2 separate regions of the Homo sapiens genome follow, and region 1 is linked to region 2. The links are chromatin contacts, found by Hi-C or POLR2A ChIA-PET in ENCODE. All regions are on one chromosome and are shown on one strand. The core of a region is the stretch at or near the end of the contact, and the rest is flanking DNA. Distances in the headings are between cores, read along the strand shown. Region 1 holds the start of SMC2-DT (SMC2 divergent transcript). Region 2 holds the start of MSANTD3 (Myb/SANT DNA binding domain containing 3).

Region 1 (2,867 bases), core at 295-2,794, 3.7 Mb before region 2:
CTAGTTCGCGTTAGGCACACTGCAGACTCCGCCTTCTCCAGTCTGCGGTGCTGGCTGTGGCTTACTTTTCTCTCCTCAAAGCGACAGTTAGGAAGTGGAGAGGCATTCTATGAGTGTTCTCGTCGGTTCTGTTTTGGAAGCTTCAGAATCTTCTCGGGTTGGCTCAGATTGCTGCAAAATAAAAGCTGTACTTCTTGGGGCCAGAGAGGCACCGTCCTTCGGGGGACTCTGGCCCGCGTCCTGGCTCCGCCCCGTACTGGCCTCGGACCTCGGGGAGCGTTTTTATCTGAAGTTTCCACGTCGGAAAGGGATCGTAGTCTACCGAGAGCTGTTCCGAGCCCAGAGGAGAAATTGTGTGGTGCTAAATAGCTATTCATCTCCCTTATACCGGAAAGCGTTGTAATGATAAGCCGACCTAACCTGTTGGGGATTTTTTCTGGAAACCTTTTAAGACAGTTCATGTTATTGAGTTCTGAATATTAGGCTATATTGCAAGGGGCTTTTTAAAATCCACGTAGCAACCCTATGAAATCAGAAATTGCCCTCGTTTTACAAATGAGTTAAATGAGACCAAGTAAAAGGTTAAACAGCTTGTCTAGTAAGCTGGGATTTGTTCCCAGGCGGTCTAGCTCCAGATTGCATGCTTTTAAATACTAGGCTTCATGCATAGAATCTAGTATTATTAGCCGATCCTATTATTAGTATGTATTGTTCTTTAGGAAGAAAAAACGTGTCAGGATTGCTCACGTTTCCAAGCACGTTGATACTTAAGAGTTAGGAAGGGCTTAACTCCGAATGGGTATGGTGTTACCCTAAGTGAGGTTCAAAAAGATGGTGTGGGCAACAATGCTATTTTGGAATGGCTTGATCCTTTTGGGCTTCCATAACAAAATATCCTAGACTGGGTAGTTTATGAACCACAGAAGTTTATTCTTCACATTTCTGAAGGCTGGAATGTCACAGAATAAGGTGTGTCTAGGGAGGGGTGCTTTCTCTTTAGTGGATAGCACCTTCTGGCTCTGTCCTCGCATGGTGGAGAGGCAGAGGCCCTCGCTTGGGCCTATTTTATAAGGACCTTAATCCCATTCCTCACTTCCCAAGATGCCACTTGCTAAAACCGTCAGTTCGGGAGTTAGGATTTCAAAATGTGCATTTTGAGGGACACATTTAGACCATAGCGTAGGTCATGTTTTTAAAGTTGCTTTCTTGGCCCTGGAATGGCAATGCAGTCATCTGAATTGGTCTTAACCTACCAGGAATGGGCTTATATTTTGAAAATATTTCTCGATAAGGGAGTAAAATAAGTTGTATGGGTTTTTTGTTTAAGAAAGGATTCCTTTGTTTACTCTGGTATGCTTATCCACTTCTGTGATGTCAACCATGGGTAGTGACCTAACATTAATTTAATTCAACAGATATCTTTGTCTGCCTTGATTCCTGCATCCCCTGGGCTCCACAGCTATTCACTTGTATTGATTCTGTTAACTCTTACACATTAACTTTGAGCTGTGTCTCCTTCCTTTTATCATTTTGTGAGTAAAGAATTTTAATTTGCCAACAAATCCTAATGTGGACTTTGTCACGTTGTGAAATAAAGTGATTTTTTGGTATGGAAATATGTGTTAAGACAGACTGTTAGTCTTTGCACTTTAACAACTAGCTGATACACTTACGTCACATGGATGAAAACATACACAAGTGCACTGTTGTTGGATAAGGACTCCTGGGTGGTTAGAAGAATGTGCAGATCTAACTACTCCCATTAAGACCATTGATTAAAATGAAAAATGCTTATAAAGGTGGAGATCTCTCAGTTTTAGTCTTATTGCGTGCCAGAAGCACTAAGGAATTGCTGCTAAATATAAGACAAATGGACTTGAGGAAATCACTGATGACTAACTTGAAACTCTGCCTCCTGAGATCACACAGGTGAGTGGAAAAAACCAAGGCACAAAGCCAGTGAAGCCCCCTAATTTGGAGATGTGAGGGGTAGAAACAGAGAGTATAGGGTAGATGCAGTGTACAGAAAACACTGTTCTTGCTTCATCACCATGGATTAAAATCGTTTGAAAGCTTCAACGCTAGCGGGCAGTGTTTCAAGCAGAAATCTGGCAGCTAGTGGAGTCTGAGTCCTTATATGGAAGGCATCATCAGTACCAGCAAGGACACACATACAGCCACAAAGCAAGACCTAGGAGAAATATTTGGTGCTCTACTCTCCTAGGGAACTGGAAGGAACCTGCTCTCTCCTGGGTATACTTTTCTAATTTTAGAGTGCTAAAGAAGCTCTTCTCACAGGGACCCGAGTGAATCCTTTCTCCTTGGAACAAAGGACAAGAAAAAAAGAAAGGACTTTACCGCAGAAGTAAGGAAGACTCATTTTGTTGAGAGATTATTTTTAGGTTCAAGGAAATGAATTGATAATGACAGGAAGTTTATATTTTTACATTGGATTGACTAGCAGCACTTTTATTTTTTCAGAGAAGGAGTCTCACTCTGTCTCAGGCTGGAGGGCAGTGGCCTGGCAGCACTTTTTGAATACACTCGTGCACCACATAATATTTCAATGTCTGATTACATTATGTGACTGTGGTCCCTTAAGATTATAATGGATAATTCCTGTTGCTTAGTGATGTTGTAACATCGTAGTGCAACATACTACCCTTTCTGTTTAGAAACACAAACACAACATTGTGTTATAGTTACCTACATTATTCAGTACAGTAATATGCTATAAAAGTTTGTAGTCTAGAATCATAAGGCTATAATATGTAGGTTTGTGTTAAGTATACTTCATGATGTTTGCACAACAATGAAATTGCCTAATGAGGCGTTTCTCAGAACGTATCTCGTCGTTAGGCAACGCA
Region 2 (2,700 bases), core at 5-2,504:
CTATGTTTTTTAATTAATATTCAGCAATTTCCTTGGAATACAATCATCTGCTCTGACATGCTGAAAGGCACACTCTCTGGCCCTGATATTATCCTACCTCCAGTTTTAAATGTATGACAAATATATCCCTGCATCCTATAACTACTCTCCTCGATACTGCAGGAACGTCTGTAATGTTAAATGTTATCACGCCTAAGAAATACCCAACCTCCTGAATCGGAATAGGGAGACTAAATTCTTCACTGTTTCGTACTCCTAAATAAAGATTATTCATGCAATTTACAGTAACTACCTCACAGCGCCAGGGTGATGATTCAATGATAATTCATGCCAACTGTTTAGTACCTAGGGCCTGGTACATACAGAGTGCTCAAAATTTAGCTGTTATCATTTACATACATTATCTTTCACAATAGTACCTGAGGGTAGATATTATACCACGCCCCCCCGACCCCCGCCTCTAATTTACAGAAACAGTAGCCCCGGCTCGGAGTAAAGGAGCTTTCCCAAGGTCAGTCAAGCAAGGATGTGATGCTCGGCCTTCATCCTGCAAGTGAGGGATCCCTCCCGTTACACTCTGGACGGGCGGGGCACTGGAGGTCTTAAAGGAGACAAGTATGGAAAAGCGCCGAGCACAGTGATCAGCACACAGTGGGGACGCCGGGATGGGAAGACCGCGGTACTGCAGGTCACCTGGATTCCCCCCGAGCAGCTCCCCGAGCCCGGGAGTCCAAAGCCCACCCCGCTCCCAGCCGTGGGCGCGCCACTGAGTACCCCAGAGGCCCGCGCCCCGGGGCTTTGTAGGCAGCAGGCCGGCCCTACTCACCGAGTCCCATCGCGGCGCGCAGAGGCGGCCGCCCGGCGCCCAGCCTGCAAGGCCGGGGTCGCAGCGGCTCGGCCCGAAAACCCTCCATGCCGGCCCCCGGCCCCCTCTACGCCCGGCCCGCGCCCCCCACCCCCGCCCCCGCCCGGCTGCGGCCCGCCCGGAAGGGGAGCCTCCTACCTGCAGCGGCGGCGCGGCAGCCGCGGCGACCGGGGGAGGGGCCGGCGAGGCGCGAGGGCGGGCGGCCTGGGCTCCTCTCGCAAGCAGGGCGGCCGGGAGGGCCGCGGGCTCCCGAACGCCGGGCGGCGGCGGCGGCGGCGGCGCGCCCCCGGCCGGCCAGGCCCCGCCGCGCGCGCCGCGGCCACAAAGCCCGGACGCCGCCGCCCCCTCGCGGACCGCCCGCCGCCTGCCGGTCCGTCGGCGCCGCCGAGGAGGGCGGGAGCGCGGCCCCGCGCCAGTCCCCACTTCCCCGAGCTGCGGCCGCCGGCCTCCAGGGGACTGGGGCGGGGCGCGGGGTGCCCCCCCGCCCACCTGCCCGTCCGCACCGACCCCGCTCCTGACATCCTCGGGCTGACGTCCTCGTGCTGATTTAGTTGCCTTTTTTCCCCACCTTTGCAGAGGAGCTCCTGAAGCGGCCCGAAAAACTGTTTTATTTCTATGAACAACAAAAGAATACATTTGTCACACGGGATTTGGCGGCCATGAACACGAGTTAGTTCAGTCCAGGTCCCCCGACTGAAATAGGCCCTTTTCTTTTAGGACTCCTTGATACTTGGGACAGCGAATCCCCCTATGCTGAGTTTATCAGAACTTCTGTTAATTTGTGGAACGTGCCTCCCCCAGGAGAGCGACTGTGCTCACTGGAGCCCAGGACCTGTCTCGGACACTGTGCTGACTCATTTGGAATTAATGCGTGTGTAAATGCATGCACAACAGCTCAAACTGTCGGGACAAGCCACCCTTTGCTCCTCCCGCAAACAGAGTGGCTGGATGTTTCTTTTGCCCTGGATCCATTGGGAAGACTCCAACCCCAGAGAAAGGCAGAGAAGGCTTTTTAACTTTTTTTTTTTTTGAGGTGAAATTCGCATAACATAAACCACTTAAAAGCGAACGATTTGGTGGCATTTATTACATTCATAATGTTGAGCAACCACTTCTATCTAGTTCTGAAACATCCATACTCCATTAAGCAGTAATTCCCCAGTCCCTCCTTCCTCCAGACCCTGGCAACGACTCAGCTATTTTCTATCTCTGTGAGTTTACTTTTTTCTGGGTATTTCATATAAATGCAACCATACAATATGCGGCCTTTTGTGTCGTTTCTTTGACTTAGCCTGTATTTAAGATTCATCCATGTTGAGGCGTGGATCAGTACTTCATTCCTTTTTATGGCTGATTAATATCCCATTGTATGTGTATATTATAATTTGTTTATTCATTCATCCCTTGATAGATATTTGGGTTACTTCCACCTTTTGGCTATTGTGAATAGTGCTGCTCTGAACATGCCTGTACACATATTTGAGTACCTGTTCCCAGTTCTTTTGGATACATACCTAGGAGTGGACTTTCTGGGTCATAGGGTAATTCTATGTTTAACTTTTCCAGGAACTGCCAAAAAGTTTTCCACAGCAGCTGAATGAATCATTTTACATTCCCATCACCAATGTTTGAGGGTTCCAAGTTTCCACAACCTTGTCAACACTTGCAATTTTCCGTTTTTGTGTTTTAATTCCTTGAACATTTTTGAGACTATTGCTTGCCCTCCCAACTCCCACTATCCATAGCCCTAAAGTAAAAACTGATCTAGGTTTTCACTATGTACAAAGAATCACGCAACCCTTTCTTTCTTCCCTCAAAAAACAATCCAGGGCAGA

What was found. A loop is a pair of places that touch in the nucleus more often than their neighbours do. ChIA-PET counts read pairs that join two places held with the same protein, here RNA polymerase II (POLR2A). Pooled maps may share reads with other maps.
Region 1: a pooled map shows a loop between it and region 2 (4-fold over the local background). The contact joins the promoter of SMC2-DT here to the promoter of MSANTD3 in region 2. A Hi-C loop is called at or near these places in 8 of 50 pooled maps. POLR2A ChIA-PET finds 5 or more read pairs at or near these places in 2 of 52 experiments (HEK293 and WTC11).

Annotation. Positions count from the first base shown.
Region 1 is chr9:104,091,151-104,094,017 of GRCh38, reverse strand. It overlaps SMC2-DT (SMC2 divergent transcript), which reads left to right and starts at 1,544. Exons shown (of 3, transcript NR_121580.1): 1 at 1,544-1,929. It also overlaps a transcript of SMC2 not described here. RefSeq lists enhancers at 1-294, 1-426.
Region 2 is chr9:100,425,697-100,428,396 of GRCh38, reverse strand. MSANTD3 (Myb/SANT DNA binding domain containing 3) reads right to left here and starts at 1,254. Exons shown (of 3, transcript NM_080655.3): 1 at 1,004-1,254. RefSeq lists silencers at 758-877, 918-1,147, 1,188-1,417.